Regions from separate parts of the Mus musculus genome. Here all the other regions are linked to region 3. A link is a loop called in an ENCODE intact Hi-C map of the cell type or tissue named here. Cell type or tissue: heart. All regions are shown on one strand.

Region 1 (4,000 bases), 83 kb after region 3:
TTTAGGCCTGCCAGGGTTACATAGTATGACCCTGTCTAGGGGGAAGGGGGAGAATTGAAGTATAGAAATCATTTCGAGAAGAAAAGGCCACATCAATATTCCCTCACGGATGGAATAGTGGCTGGTGACAGCCCCACCCAAAAGGACCATAAGCGGTTAATGGTTGCTTCAGAGGAGGTAGTCTTATTCCTAGGTGGTATAGCACTGCTAAGTCACCATTGCTTGTGCAAGCAATCATAATGAAATGAAGTGGGCCCCAAGACAAATAATAAAAATGGTAACAAGACAGGAGGGAGGGAGGCTTGCTGGGAAGGGGTTTGGTGGGAAGGGAAAAGGGGGAGGTAGATAGATAATAGGGAGGAGCAGAATGTGGACTTTGAAAACAGAAGGCAGGCAGAGCCATGCTGCTTGCTCATGGGGCACTTTAGAGCAGATAAGTGCAATTATGGGCTTGCTTTCATCACTAAATGAGGACGTCTCCTACAGGCGATTGCACAGGCACGCCACAGAGGTGTAGAGGCTCAGGACTTGTCAAGTGAGGAAAAAAAGTGAAAGTTTTTCCAAAATTCCGAGACGTACACAATTATTGAGAAGCGTTGTGTCATGGGTCACAAAACATGCAGGAAAGTCAGAGCCACTCCTGTCCAGGCAACAGAGGAGCCCGGATCTACAACTGGGTTCCTCGTCCGATCTCCAGAAGGTGCCTGAGGCTTAGGAGCCAGAAAAAGACTAAGAATGTCATCCTAAAATTCCTCACAGTTCCAGGCTTTTTATGAACCTGTATCTGACAGGACTTCTCTAGAAAAAGGTAATATTAATAAAGATGGTGTGTACTTTGAAATCTGAGAGTTGTCACCCTGTTTCTTCATTGTATATAATGAGCCAGAGATAACATAGGGAAACTTGGCAAATACAAACTCCCTCCTTCAGGGGTGGTGTAGAGAGCACATGGCATGCCTCTGTCGCATTTTTGTGGCCGTCCTGGTCATTCCTTCTCTATGATCTTTACACCAGGACTCTTAAGTGCTCTTGGGGATTGTCATGGCCAAGACAGCTGCCTGCACTTCAACCTCCTTCTGCACCCAGAGTTCCAAGTCCCTCCTAGCCGGGACCCAATGCCCCCGGCCCCTTTTCTGAGCTGCTTGTAGGTTTCTGACATTTGAATCAAGCCATCCTGCAGGATCATGCCTGTGCTTACTCAGTGAGCCCATCCGTCAGCATTTCCTGTTTCCATTCATGCTGTAAGTGAAAGAGCTGTAACAAAGAGATTGCCAAGACAAATCATGGCTGAGGCTTACACAAATAATTTTTATCACAAGCCTCTTTTAAATAGGCAGCCTTCCGAAACCTGCATTCCACGCTTTTCAGGAAAGCCAAGTCATGCTAAGCAAACTCGATTCATGATTTAAGGCTATGTCTATTAAATTCAATATGAGATTGATCTTTGGCTTGGCTCTTGAACCTTCTACTAGGGATAGCAAGTAAGATAAGGGAATAAATTGCTTCTTTTAGGTCACCGTGGAGGTTTTAACTTGTTGGTCATTCTCAGGAAGTCGTGAGGAAGTGAAACCTACAGGAAGAGCAACTTGTCCTTTCTCACAAGGGTGGGCTTCTTATCAAGGCCCATGGGGTGGGGCTAACCCTGCAGTCGTCAATCTCCAAGTTAGTCACTGTTGGTGCCTTAGCAAAGCGCTTCTTGCTTTACTTTAGTAAAGGCTGATCACCCATCAGCTCACCTTCTCCCTTGGCAGCCTGCAGCCTGGAGACAAATGACCTTAGAATGGTCACGTGCTCAGAAAACAGAGCGGCTTTCAAAGCCTGGGAATCTGGCTCTTCCGTTTCCTGCACAGCGTTTTGGCAGCTAGCCTTCCCAGCCGCCGCCCACTTCCTTCCCCTAGCTGAAGCTCTCTTTTCTCCACTCTTGTTTATTTCCAGTTTGTGTCTTAAAGAACGGAATTGATCTTAATTTCTCTATTTAGACACTCGAGGCGATGATCTCATTCATTGTCAGATGCGAGTGGCGTTTACACCATTGCATCTAGGATTAAAATTGTCAAAACAGTTTTGTAAGGAAGAAAGAGGGTAGGTAAGACAGACATGGTTTTCTTCCTATTTTTAATGTCTGTCCTGTTGAGTTGTGACCTTTGCATCGGCTGTTGAATCGCACGCTATTCGTTTATGCACTTTTATGTCAGGGACTGTGTTAGGTGTTAGAGACAGACAAGTAAGGCTGTCCTCTCCTCTAAGGAAGAGCTAGCAGACTGGGCTCATGTGGATGCAAAACTTGGGAATGGGGGCGGGGAAAAACAACAGCAGAGGTGGAAGATGCCCACGAGGACAAGAAGGGAAATTCCCCTGCCTGAGATTCAGGCAACCTCCTAGGATGTAAGCCCTTGGACTGGGGTTTAGATGCTGTGTCTAAGAAGCAGGGAAGGAAAGAAAGGAATTTTCTGGGTGGGAAAGAACAGCAGAGATGATAGTAATATAGTAGGGTTGTTTTAGGAAACTTGGTAGCTAGATGCTACTACAGAATGAGGGGTGTGTGTGTGTGTGTGTGTGTGTGTGTGTGTGTGTGTGTTCCTGCATATGTGCATCTTTGTATACATTTGGGATGTGAATGTGTGCAGAGGTCAGAGGACAACCACAGGTGTCAGTCCTCAAAGTGTCACCCACCTCACCCTTCCCCTTTTTGAAGACACTGTCATATAGGTCTGAAACTGAACAATGAAGGCTACACTGGCTGCCTATCCAGCCCCAGAGATCGACCTGCCTCTGCCTTCCCAGTCTGGGATTATAAACATAAGCTACCATGCCTGGCTTTTTAGAACATGGGCTCTGGGAATCGAACTCACATTCCTATGTTTATGCAAACATTGTACCAAACTGAGTACCTTCCCTGCCCCTGAAGTGTGGGGGGAGACAGAGCAGGGATGGTTTACATGAGCAAAGCTTTAAGGCTTCATGGTAAAGATGATCAGAACTTTTTCTCCTTAAGATGACAGCAAACTTATGAATGGAGGAGAGTGAGGGGACCATGCTGAGAGTTAAGACAGCAGCTGATACTAAGCAGAGGAGTGGTTATAAAAGAAATCCTGTTTCTCTGAGTAGGTATCTGAGGACTTGGTATTTGTGTTACTTACTTTTCCTGCTGCTGTGATAAACTACTGAGAAAAGCAACATCAAAACAAATAGTTCTTCTGGCTCCCAGTTTGAGGCTGTAGTCCACACGGTATGGTGGGCAAGGCTGGTAGCAGGAGTGGGTGGCATTGCATCCACAGTCAAGAAGCGGGGAAAGAGAAATCTTCTTCTTAGCCCAATCTCTCTTTCTCTCTGTAGTCCTCACATCTGCAGCATCCTAGAATCGCCTTTGCATCTTAAGCTTTATCTTCACAGCCTCCTCACAGTAGCCTCTCAGGACCTCCTTGCAGGGGAGTAGAAATCACTTCTAACTTTGCCCACAATAGATGGAGTCATGAGAATGGTCCCATCTGCCGTGAAAAGGAGGGGTATTCTTCCAATTGTTCTGCTATAAATCTTTGCAAAGAAAAATTCGTTAAAAAAAAAAAATTCAGGGAGAGCGAAGCTATGAAACCTATCCTTTTCTATAGTAAGTTAAAACATTAATTTCAAACCATAAAATTGACTTGTCAAATGCGTATCAGTGGTCATAAAAGATGTTTTATGTCTATTGCCCGTATCCTTACCCCTGGAAATTTATTCTGAGAATATACTTTGAAAGAGATTAAAGCTCATATGTAGCACAAATTCAGTGTGTCTTTCTACATGCTGGTGACGGCCCAATTGTTCAGTAACAGGGGGACTGTTTTACAGATTTTGTCACCCTAATTAAATTATATACTCTGTTTTTGTAATCACAAATTCTAAAAGGTTGTAGTACAGAAATAAAATTATACTTTTAAGATAAAGGAGACTATAGAATTATGTGTATTCTATAAAAATAGGTGTATGGAATGCTAAAAGAAAAAGCAAGAATTAAGTG
Region 2 (4,000 bases), 150 kb after region 3:
GCAGAAGCAGGCAGATTTCTGAGTTCGAGGCCAGCCTTGTCTACAAAGTGAGTTTCAGGACAGCCAGGGCTACACAGAGAAACCCCGTCTCAAAAAAAAAAAAAAAAAAAAAAAATCAGGGTCTTGAAGACAAAAAGCTTTTTTTTTTTCCTTCAACCTTTGCACAAGAATCTATTAATGTGGCATGACACGCCCAGAGATTTAATGGCTCCTCGTTTATTTTAAGCGGGACAGCACACAATTAGCACAGAGCCCCACTGACCCCGGGCCTGTAGCCAGAGGTCAATTCCCAGGCGCTCTTTCTTCTGTAGGGCTGTAAGGAATCTAGTCTAGGAGCTGCGCCCTGATGGCCGTTTGTTACTGGTGGAGAAGTTGGTATGAGTGTCACAGTTTTGCTTACCATAACTCCACATCACTCTTCCTCAGCAGGGGAGCTCTTGCTCTACAGAGCCACCTGTGGGTTCTGGTCTGTTGTCCCTTATCCCAAATAAGTAGTCTCAGAAGCGATTGCTGCATCGTTGGGAAGGAATGTGGTAATTTTGCCATTCCACACATGTCTCTCCTACTTAAATAAGCTGAAAGTGGAAGAAAGACATCTCTCACTTCCTGACGCTTAATATCTTGGCTAGTTTTATGTCCCAATACTGTGACCGAATTACAAGACACATGTCCACTCTCCTTTCAATAGAGTAACGCAGTAGTAACCAGAGAAACTTTGATTCCGTGCTAGGAGCCTGCCTTTTAAGAAAGCAACCTTTAAAATACAGCAGAGCCCCAGCCACTAAGTCAGGTGCCACAGTTTACATTTAGTTCATTGTTTGAGATCCAGGGTGTCATTGCCCACTCGTGTGTGACAAAGGGCGCCTTATTCCCGTCTGTGCTCAGAGGCCTTTGTAGCCGTGATACTCCTACACTGCAGTCCTATCTACATAGCACCACGTGCTGGGCCTTCTCTTTGCCCTGCTTCAGCCTCCACACTCCAGGGCCAATAGGGCAGAGTGGTCAGTGAGAACTGCAGGGGGGCCCATGGGTGCCCCACCTGGCCAGCATATAAAGGAGATTGGCACTAAGGTATTAGGCTCTTCTGAGATGAAGGAGTCACAAGGAAGGACTGTAGGCACCATGTGAAACATGGTTTCTAAGCCATGCTGTGTATCTGTGTCGCTGGGGGCTTGCTGTGGTCCCAGGCTCCCATCCAGCAGACCTATGGCTCTGAGTTCCCACCAGGCTCCTGGGCTACTGCTGCTGCTGCTGCTCCACAGCCCTGGCTAAGTGAGGAGAGTCCGTAAGCAGAGACAGGAGTGAGAGAGGGCAGCACGGGGTAGGAACCACATTCCACCTTAGTAGTTCTCTGCAGAGAATGGTGGGACGGGAAGAAGCAGAGCCACTCTGCAGGCCATCTTAGGAAGAGTGTCTGGGGACCAGCAAGGTTTCTGCATGACACAGAAGTCAATCTGGCCTCTGAAGAGCCAGAAACCAGCTATCACCTCTGCCTGACGGACAGACAGATGGGACCGGAAGATGGGTGCCTGTTAAAGCAAGCGCAGGAGACCCCGAATCCTGAGACACACAGCACAGATCCTGCGAGCAGTGTGTTAATATGGTAACCTGCGTGCTTTCTTGATACACTTGGGTCTTCTGCCACAGGGGACAAAATGGCAGCACTGAAGGTCTTGGTTTAGCAAAACAGTAAAGAACCGGATTCTGCCCTCCGCTAGCCATGGCCAAGAGTACTTCCCTTGATAACTTAATGTCCTCTCACCTTGCTGGACATAGACCTGTGATCTGAGGACTTGGGAGATAGTCACAGAATGATCAGGAGTTCAAGGTCGTCCTGGGCCACATGAAACTATTTGGGGGGGGGGGGACAGTTCCTGGCAACCCACATACAACAAAAACAACAAAATTTAAAAATCTATAAAGTCAGATGTAAGAAAGTGTCTACGTCAGAGGGCCCTGGAAGGACTGAAGCTGGCTGTCATCCATGTAAAATACACAGAGCACCATGAACATGTCGAGCAAAGTCCAAAGGCTGTGTGGTACTTAGTACCTTAGCCACCTTGACAGTATAACTTACCATCCCTAGATCTCACCACCTCCCCCATGTGCCATGGAAATCATATAAATGCCTCTTCAAGGTTGTTAAGGAAGGAAAATGGGGGCTCAGTGGTTAAGAGCACTGACTGCTCTTCCGAATGTCCTGAATTCAAATCCCAGCAACCACATGGTGGCTCACAACCACCCGTAATGAAATCTGACGCCCTCTTCTGGGGTATCTGAAGACAGCTACTGTGTACTTACATATAATTATAAATAAATCTTTTGAGGGAGAGAGATAGAGAGAAGGAGAGAGAGAGAGAGAGGAGAAAATGCCCAGTGGTGCAAAGCATCACTCAACACAGGAGTTCCTGATGGAAGGTAAAGCCAGCTGCCTGCTAGCTAAAGGGCAAGTTTGCACTGTGCCCAGCCTCTAGTACAGTTTGCAGGCTTTTGCTTTGACAAAAATATGTGCATGGTCTTGGTGAGGAGGCAACTCTGGCCCCAGCCACAGGGGCTGGTTTTGGGCTCTGTAATGCAAATTGGAATAGGAAGAGAAGCTTTGAAAATCACTGGTGGCTGCTGTGTGCCCGTGGGACCACAGGGAATATGAAGAAGCTACATTTGGGGGTGAGGGGTGGGGTGACATGCTTTCTGTCTGTATGTGATTTCTTTGCAGAGTGTGAAGGCAGGGGGCAAACTGACAGGACCGCCTGTGTCCATAACGGAATGTTATATGTGGCTGTCATGAATTGCGTGGTTGGTTTATGGCTAGTGGACCATGCCGTGATTAATCACCTCGTGAACTTTGCTCACGTGCAATGTTTTGTTTTCTCTTTCAGATGAGCACAATGCCAGGACTGCCCACCCGACCCTGCTTTTATGATATAGACCTTGACACAGAAACGGAGCAAGTTAAAGGCTTGTTCTAATGGAATGAAACCCACAGGACTGGGCAAGGTGAGCTACCATGATTTGGGTCTTGTTGTCAACTTAAATGATGTCTTATGTCATTTTTTTCTTGGGTTTGTTATAAATGCAATCAAACAAGTAAATTGTTCCTAGGTCACTACACAGTCATACCTAATAGCTGCCTGTGACTTGGGGCCCCTCCCAAGCGCAGGCATGCCCTCTGTGTATCTGGAGTGAATCCTATAGAAGTTGGATCATGAATGTGAACTTGAGCAGAGCGCCTCTAATTGTAGCAAAAGCTGGTATCTGCCTTCATTTAAGACTGACTTCCACCGGGCAGTGGTGGCGCACACCTTTAGTCCCTGCACTTGGGAGGCAGAGGCAGGTGGATTTCTGAGTTCGAGGCCAGCCTGGTCTACAGAGTGAGTTCCAGGATAGCCAGGGCTACACAGAGAAACCCTGTCTCAAAAAAAAAAAAAAACAAAAAAAAAAAAACAAAGACTGACTTCCTACTTTATTACCCCACATCTGGGTACAGAGTTACAGTTGTGTTAGGGAAATCTTGGGTTCATTTCCCAGGGCTGCCATAACAAAGTACCATGAACTGGGTGGGTTAGAACAGAGCTGTGTCTTGTTGTCCTGGAGGCTGGAAGTTCAGGGTCAAGGTATCAGTTGAGCAAGCATCCTATGCCCTCTGAGGATGTCACCGCATAGTCACCACTATATAGGTGTGTCCCTACCATCTCTGCCTCTTTGGTCACTGACTTTCTCCTGTGCCCCTGGCTTCCTGAGGCTTTCTCTTGTTCTTTTTAGTTTGTATGTGTATGTGGTGCAGCTGCTGGTTGTTTTCAGAGAGATTTGGGTTTTTGAGATGAGATCTCACTAAATCGCTCAGGCTGGTCTTGAACTCCTGATCCTCCTGCCTCACCCTCCCAAGTGCTAGGCTTACAAGTACCCACCACCACACCTAGCACTTTGTCCTCTTCTAAGGACCCCAGACACATCAGATTCAAGCTCTCTAAGACTTTGGGGGTGAGGGGGAGAGACAGGT
Region 3 (4,000 bases):
ACTAAAAAAAAAAAAAGATCACTAAGAGAAACTTCCCAACTGCTATTCTTGATACTCATGAGTAACCGTTTTAGAGTATAAAACTGGAGCAAAAAGGTTGCCAACCATCAACCCTTAACCTGATGGTGATTGTCATCTTAGCCAAGCTCTTTACCAGGCTGAGTCCCACATCTAAACCTTTGGGGTAGCAGTTGACTGCCTTCAATGAGAAAGGGATGAAGAAGGAACTTGGCCAGGCACTGTGACCATGACTGTAACTCCAGTACTCAGGAGGCTGAGTCAGGGAGACTGGTTCAAAGTTAGCTTTGGCTGCATATATAAGCTTGGAGGTATTGTTTATTTATACATTTTAATTGAGACTTTAACATTACTAGAACATATATATTCAGAAAGGAAACGTGGCTTGTTTTTTTTGTTTGTTTGTTTTTGCTTGAGTGTATGTCTGTGCACTCCATGCACATGGTGCCTTCAGAGGCCAGAAGAGGGCGCTGTGTCCTATTGGACTGGAGTTACCGAGGGTTGTGAATCTCCATGTGGGTCCTGGGACTCTTGAACCCAGGACCTTTAGAAAAGCAGCCAGCAATCCTAATTACTGAACCATCCTTCCAACGCCAAGCATTTGGGTTCTGTTCTGTTTTGTTTTGTTTAAGAAGTATTTATGTATTTTATGTATATGAGTGTACTGTAGCATCTTCAAACACACCAGAAGAGGGCATAGGATCCCACTACAGATGGTTGTGAGCCACCATGTGGTTGCTGGGAATTGAATTCAGGACCTCTGGAAGTACAGTCAGTGTGTTTAACCACTGAGCCATCTCTCCAGCCCTGCATTTGTTTCTTTATCTTAAGAAATTGCTTTAAAATCAGGTATGGCCCCCTTGGCCTGTTTTCTTAATCTGGACATTCGATTTGTGTTATCCTCATGTAGTGAGTGACTCCATCAAATACAGTAGGGACAGCAGAGTCTTGATTGGAAGTTCTAGCTCTCTGTCAGTTACCGGGATCAGTGGCGCCTGCCGGTATTCAGTGGGAAATGCCACAGCAAGCTCTTGGAGTTATAGACGGCACCATCCTGAGTGGTACAGTGAACCCCTGAACCTCCCGTGCTTTCACTCTTGCATCCCACCCGAGGTGAATTATCTCTGTCTGGCATAGCTTCACACTGTGAGCCTACCCACCTGTTTGTCACTCAGAGGCTCTGTTGGGTCCGATCTAGTGTGGCAATGTGATAGCTAACCATTGCTTTAATTGATAAGAACCCCAAGACATGAGAGTGGTCAAGCTGGTAATTTGGATCTAGCAGAGAAGCCCAAAGAGAAACTCTAAATGGCTTCCTTTGTGTGAAAAAGTGCAGTTATACGTGTGCCTGTATACCGCGGTCTACATACCATGGTCTGATACCCATGGTCTAGATGTAATTAGTATAATCTGGCTTCCAGAACCGGTCAGGGGTCTTGGAATATACTCTTGTCCCAGAATAATGAGTGCTGCTACATGCAGAATGATAACTAAAAATACATATTACTTGTTCTAAGGGATAGGGAGTAAGGGGCAGGTTAGAGAGCCCTACACGGAGGGCAGGGGTCTTGCTGCTTTTAAGAATGCGCTCTTTGACACACGTGGAAGAAACCTGTGTATGTTTTCAGTAGTCGCCACACGGGGGCAGCCTACTCAAGCAAATTCAAGAACAACTGACTTGCCTCGCCCTGCCTCTCCCTCTCTCATAGACTCAAACCTTGTGCTTGCTTAGCTTGGCTATGACTGAGTTACAGCCCCTATTTTGCACGCTAAGACCTAGAGTTTCTGGTTTGGAAGCAGTCGTGGAAGAGGAAAATAAGCCTTGCCCAGTGTTGGACAGCTGCGGCAGGCAGAGAAGATGCCTTCGATGTTTTCACAGCTGGCCGGAGACTTTGGCTGGTTGTATCCGTATTTTTTGAAAAACAAAGACATTTTTTAAAAGTCCTTTTTTATTATGAAAGTAAATCACCTAGAGGCTTCTGTGGAGTGAAGCTCAACCCGACTCTGAGAGGATTCCAAAGCAGTGGTTTTTCTGGAGAATATGGAGACGGTGAACGTTCCGTTTTCTGCATATCTCAGAAGCTTCTGTTCAGTAATTGCTATGCATTTTCCTCCTTATTCCTTCACGTGACGGCAGAATCGTGGAGAATCAGAAACACTTGATTTTAGCCCAGAGGCCGCATGTGTGTTGATGTGTATGAGTGCGTGTGTGTGCGCGCGCGCGCGTGTGTACGCATGCGTGTGTGTGTGTGTGTGTGTGTGTGTGTGTGTGCCTGTGTGTGCGTGCGTGTGTGTGTGTGTGTGTGTGTGTGTGTGTGTGTGTGTGTGTATGGGTGGGTGTGTGTACAGACAAGAGTACAACCTTAGGTGTTATCCTCACAAGCCATCTGCCCTATGAGACAGTGTCCATCACTGACCTGGAATTCACCAGATAATCTGTTCTGGCTGATCATTGAGCTCCTGGGGAGTCTGTCCGTCTCCACCTCCTCCATGTGGGATACAAGCACGCATGCACCACCTTACCAGGCTCAAGTACTCAAACTTATGAGCCTATGGGAGCCCTTCTCATTCACATCACCACAGAGGCCTTCAATAGAGCTAAGCAGAAGCCAGCACCAAGCTCTTGAACCTGAAAAACTAGAAACCAACTCAACCAATCTCCAGTCTCGGGTGTTTCGTTACAGTAACAGTAAATGAACTGGAGAATGAAACTGAAAGGTAATGCCCTGCATCCGCTCCACGCTTTCAGGTGCATTGAGCATTGCACAGATATCAGAGCAAGGGGGGGGGGGTCAGCTGAAGGCTGTCCACGCTGCTTGTGTGCTAATGAGTGTAGACCCAGGTCTTGGCCATATGCATTTTAGTCAGGCCAAGGGGCTCCCTTCACCCCAGCCCCGCCTTTTCTCACTTTTCTCCACACAAGTGTATCTTCCCAGGTCCCTTGGCAGCAGAGGGACAGATCAGACAGACAAGGCATGTGTGTTTACATGTGTGTTGCATGTGTGTAATCCTATTGTTGGGAATTTGACTGGTCCCCTCTTCCCCACTGAGGGTCTCACCTTGGTCCCCAACGCCATCCAGAGCAAGAGATGCTTCTGCCTGGGTGCTTATGTGCAAGCGGACCCCGGTGCTTGGAAGAGAGAAATTGTTGGGCACTGCAGACTCTGCTCCCTTGAGAGTCACACTGAAGTCGGGGACAGAGAACAGCTGGAAGTTGCAATTGGAGTCACCTCCAGCTGGGTTGAGTCCACTGGATCCCAGCTGCATACGGAAGAAATGGTGTAGACGTCAGAGATGGGTTTGAATTTCATTTTTCTCTGGGAGTCTCATTTCTCTTCATTTCACAGAGACACTTAAAAACAACAACAGTATTTATAGAAAAAAGAAAACATGAGTCTTTCACATTTGAAGACTCAAACTCTTATGTCTGAGATTTTGAACCCAAACTACATTATTACATAGCTTAAATTTAGCGCACAGTATGCCTAATAAAGGGGCTTTAAAGTGAGCAGAAATTTCTAAATGTATTGTGGAGTGGGTGGATGTGTGTGTGTGTGTGTGTGTGTGTGTGTGTGTGTGTAAGGATAGGGATAGATAGAGCTGGGAACTCCCAGCCTCAAGTGGACTGGGTCACTGAATTTTACTAACTGATCTTTTCACATGTAGGGCAACACTGTAAACAAATATAATCAGTATGCTGCTTGCTTTTAGTTGAGTGGCTGCTCTCACTTTACTTGAGTGGCTGGTGACAGCCATGCACTGTCCTTTGCCTAGATTGTCTTCAGTGATTTCGAGGTTCATACCCTTTTGGACAGGACTAGCATGCCCACCATAAAGAAACTGAGACTCAAGAGAGACTTCTCCAGATCGTAACAGTTAAGAACAGACACTTGGGGCTGGCAGGATGGCTCAGCAGGTTAAAAGCCTGAGGACCCAGGTTCGGTTCCCCCCACCCCACACTCTTCTGGCCCACACAGATACC
Region 4 (4,000 bases), 92 kb after region 3:
TATCAAATTTTTTTTTTGACCCAGGGTGGAATGACTGCATTTTCCCAAATATGTGCAAACCTCTTTCTGGGATCTCCCTTCAGTTGAGCTGGCCTAGTTAGGTCTCTTTGTGCCAACGTACTGCGGAGATCCCAAGCCAGGCTGTTCCTTCACATTTGACCTACAAGTGACCCTTTTCAAGGATATCTGCATTTTACCAATGGACTTATTTTACTTTTTGAGGTTTGCAGTATCCAGCCTACATAAGACTAGCTCTATTTCAGTGAACTACAGGCTCAAAACCCTGTGTGTATTTGAGAATTAGCTTATAGGTTCTGCAGTCTCTTTGGGATCTCTATTCAAAGGACGTTAGACACCTCTTCATAGTTCTGTTTGAATATATTCCAATGGAAGTTATTGCTTATTACATAAAGATCTTCTATATCTTCGTACAGATCTGTTCCCGTATATGCTTTCTATCTTTAAATAACAGATTATTTCTGTTTTTATATGTTATTTTGTCACTATCCTGTCTGAATTCACTTAATTGTATTGATTTAGCCTACCACATCTTTGGGGGATTCTGGGCTGCCATTCATTGCTCAAAATGAGTTCCTTTTTTTCCCTTCCAGTCTGTATGGTTTCTTCCCTTGTCCCTGGCAAGGGCTTCCCTGGTAATTGCAATGCCGTGTTGGATGTAGGCGTCTTCTTAGTCCTCATCTTCAAGGGGGTTGTTTAAACAGCTCATTGCTGAGTGCGTGCAAGGCTTGGGATACATTTGTAATGAGGCCTAAGGGATTACCTTCTATTTTTAATTGGCCAAATTAGCATAGAAACTGATGCAGGCTTTTCTTCCATCTTTTAAGATGACAATTTGAGTGTTCTCTTTGAGATTGTAAGGCTTGCTTAAATTTGTGCCTTGCCAGAACAAGCCTGGTTTAGGCAGCTATATCTGCTTTACAAATAACTGGATTTTACTAGTCAGTTTTCTAATGTTTTGAGTCGGGTCTCCCCTCCCGCATTTATATGAGTAAGATGTTAGATATACAAAAATTAAAATTTTGAACTTTTTTTTCTTAACTAGGGAAGGTTTGTGTAAAAATTACAGTACTTGATTTATTCAAAGTTGAGTAGACTTCTCCTTTTAAAGCAGACCTATTGCTATAGGGAAGAACTTTTTTTTTTCCTAATTCGTAGGATGGATCTTAATTTCTGTCTCTTTATTTCAGGTAACTGCTGGGGTTCCTCTCAAGAAAGAATATACAGAGGAGGTAAGAAGAACTAATGGTCCAGTGCAGCCAGTGAGTAGCTTCCAGTTGACTGTCCGTGAGTGTACAACTTAGAAATGTACTTCTCTGGACGGAGGAGATGGCTCAGTGGGTAACCACCTCGCAAGCGTGAGAACCTGAGTTCCATCCCTAGCACCCGAGTAAAAAACAAAACATAGTGACAAACACTTGCTTTCTCAACGCTAGGGAGGCAGAGACAAGTAGGTCTCCGGGGCTCGATGGCCAGCCAGCCTTCTTCATGAGCTGTAGGCCAGGGAGAGACTCTGCCTCCAAAAGAAAGGTACCTGAAGAATAGCCAAGGTTCGCCCCACATGCGTGCGTGCATGCACACACACTAGAATTTCATTTTTAAAAAGTCCCATGAAAATGGATGGGATAAAAGGATGAAACCCTTTCATTTAACTCTTGAAGCTGAAGAAAAGGTAAATATAGACTTATTTGCTGTCCTCTACTCACAAGACAGCTATCCGAGCCCAGAGATGAGGGAAGCTTTTACCTATGTCTCCTTTTGTTGTAGCAAAAGTTGTCTCTTGGGAGATGCACACGTGTTTTTATGACTTATAGGAATGCAATCAGTATCTGTCCTGCAGACAAACTGGTTAGATGGTGACAGTACCACTTAGCTCCTACAGGTGGTGCCATGGGTTTAAACCAGAAGAGGCAGGACCCCTTCAGCATCCCGGGGTCTTTTGCTCCCTAGCTGCAGAGAGTGGGCTTGCCTACATTCTGTTAGTCTTACATAGCAGTAGTTGCCTGGCCCCAGTCTCAGATACATGTGCTTGGACCCAGAATAGTTTTAGAACCTACCTTGACCATGAATCACCTCTATCTGTAATCATCTTTCTTGGAAACACAAGGTGACTTGGGTCTCCTTTTAAACCTGTCTCCGGCAAAGAAAAGATAGAAACAAAAGTTGTCAGTGTGGTGAGGCTGGGTCTAGCTTGGGGTGGGGGGGGGTTAGGTAAGACATAATGACACAGCTGCTGGTGGTTTCCTTCCAGAACATTCAGCTGGTAGCTGATGGCTGCTGCAACCTACAGAAGCAAATTCAGATCGCTCAGCTCTTCGGGGTGCCGGTGGTGGTGGCACTGAATGTCTTCAAGTGAGTCCAGCTTTCTGTGAAAGACACAGAATTCAGTTTGTTTGATTTGGTTTCATTTTCCCCAATGTGTTCTCTAGTGTTACTGTGGAAATTAAACACACAGAGTCAATGAGCACCTGTCTGGTTTTGGGGGAGGGGGTATTTTGGTTTTTCCTGTTCTACCCAGTGATTCTGTCTGATAGACTGAATGAATGATCAAAAGGAGGTGTTATGTAACTTCTTGATTAAAAACCCATAATAAGGTTGGGTGTGGTGGTGCACATACCTTTAATCCCAAACGCTCCAGAGGCAGAGGCAGACAGCTCTCTGTAAATTTGAGGCCAGCCTGGTACTACAGAGCAAATCCAGAAGAGCCAAGGTTTACACAGAGAAACCCTGTCTCAAAAACAAATCAAAGAAAACAACACTTGAGTCATGTTAAAGGGGATTCTTTCTACATGCTTTTTCATCGTGTCTGATTTATTTAAACACGTGACCACTTTTGATGTTCTCAATATATTCAGTGTTAGGGAGTGAAGTTCTATATAAACCGTTAGTCTTTCTCTCAAAACATCACTAAGTGAATACAGATGCAGAATCCACAAACGTTCTCATCACCAGGACGGACACCCGTGCAGAGATTGACTTGGTGTGTGAGCTCGCTAAACGGGCCGGTGCCTTTGATGCGGTCCCCTGCTATCACTGGTCGGCTGGAGGGAAAGGATCTGTGGACTTGGCCCGGGCTGTGAGAGAAGCTGCGAATAAAAGAAGCCGCTTCCAGTTCCTGTATGATGTTCAGGTAAGTCGCATCTACCAGTGGAGTGGCAGCTCTCGTATCTTGTAGAAGGCCAGCGCTTAAAGCACTGTTTATATGACCCATCTTATGTGGTCTTCTTGGAGATTCAACAGTGAAGGAAGCTCATGACTAAAGGCGTTAGCCATCTGATGTGCCCTTCTGCTTTCAAACATTGGGCCCAAGGGAGGGGATGGCTCTGGGTGGGAAGCTATGCTCACAGGGATTGACCTTCCAACAACAAGGCTTTTGAACAGTATCAAAGCTACTCAATTACAAGGCATGCTTCTTGTATCTCCTATGGTTCTTTTGTGTGGTGTGTGTGTGTGTGTGTGTGTGTGTGTGTGTGTGTGTGTGTGTGATATGTGTGGCCACACACAAGTCACAGCATGCATGCAAAAATCAGAGGTCAGTTTGTGCAAGTCAGTTCTGGCCTCCCACCACGTAGGTTCCAGGGATGGAACCACGAGCAGGCGAGACTCAGCAGCAGGCACCTTTGTCCACAAAGTCATCTCATCAACCCTCACAGTGGTTTTCTTGCCCAATATCTTACATAGCTTTTCCTTGTAGTAAAATATGTTACCATTTACAAATCGTGATATTGAGTACATTCACATCATTATGCAACCGGTTTCTAGGGCTATTCTCATCTTAGAACACTGAAGCTTGGTATCCATTTAACAGTCCCCCACCCCCACCCCCCCTTCCAACAGATCCTTCAGTGAACCACCATCCTACTTTATGTCTCAGAATTTGACTTTTTAGATACCGCTTATGAATGTGATCTTGCCAAAATAGTCGTTTCTTTTTTATCTGTGGCTTGTTTCACACAGTCCATGGATGATGTCATAGCACATG

Evidence for each region. Hi-C counts contacts between places; a loop is a spot of excess contacts. Peaks named below come from ENCODE experiments on the same cell type or tissue, not always from the same donor. Only the 100,000 strongest peaks of a DNase experiment are listed, where the experiment ranks them.
Region 1: it touches region 3 in a loop (2.3-fold over the local background); 5 of 42 quality-filtered maps call a loop at or near these places.
Region 2: a loop joins it to region 3, with 2.4 times the contacts of the local background. A loop is called at or near these places in 4 of 42 quality-filtered maps.
Region 4: a loop joins it to region 3, with 2.5 times the contacts of the local background. A loop is called at or near these places in 5 of 42 quality-filtered maps.

The regions. Positions count from the first base shown.
Region 1 is chr10:4,078,222-4,082,221 of GRCm38, forward strand. All of the region lies in intron 20 of Mthfd1l (methylenetetrahydrofolate dehydrogenase (NADP+ dependent) 1-like), which reads left to right. Gm40591 (a long non-coding RNA gene) reads right to left here. Exons shown (of 5, transcript XR_003948987.1): 4 at 3,141-3,534. Among named protein-coding and RNA genes, the nearest start is that of Gm40591, 9.1 kb to the right of the region's middle. In heart, no CTCF peak of the experiment used is centred here; DNase peaks (open chromatin) are centred at 1,140 and 1,840; H3K27ac peaks cover 2,976 bases.
Region 2 is chr10:4,145,130-4,149,129 of GRCm38, forward strand. Mthfd1l (methylenetetrahydrofolate dehydrogenase (NADP+ dependent) 1-like) reads left to right here. Exons shown (of 28, transcript NM_172308.4): 27 at 2,880-2,997. The coding sequence ends at 2,969. Among named protein-coding and RNA genes, the nearest start is that of Gm25369, 23 kb to the right of the region's middle. In heart, no CTCF peak of the experiment used is centred here; no DNase peak of the experiment used is centred here; H3K27ac peaks cover 935 bases.
Region 3 is chr10:3,994,980-3,998,979 of GRCm38, forward strand. The region is part of intron 7 of Mthfd1l (methylenetetrahydrofolate dehydrogenase (NADP+ dependent) 1-like); the gene reads left to right. It also overlaps the pseudogene Gm16074. Among named protein-coding and RNA genes, the nearest start is that of Mthfd1l, 24 kb to the left of the region's middle. In heart, CTCF peaks have their summits at 484 (motif pointing right) and 1,659 (motif pointing right); a DNase peak (open chromatin) is centred at 1,752.
Region 4 is chr10:4,087,026-4,091,025 of GRCm38, forward strand. It overlaps Mthfd1l (methylenetetrahydrofolate dehydrogenase (NADP+ dependent) 1-like), which reads left to right. Exons shown (of 28, transcript NM_172308.4): 22 at 1,209-1,250; 23 at 2,270-2,370; 24 at 2,971-3,148. Gm40591 (a long non-coding RNA gene) reads right to left here and starts at 2,274. Exons shown (of 5, transcript XR_003948987.1): 1 at 2,076-2,274. In heart, a CTCF peak has its summit at 1,909; no DNase peak of the experiment used is centred here.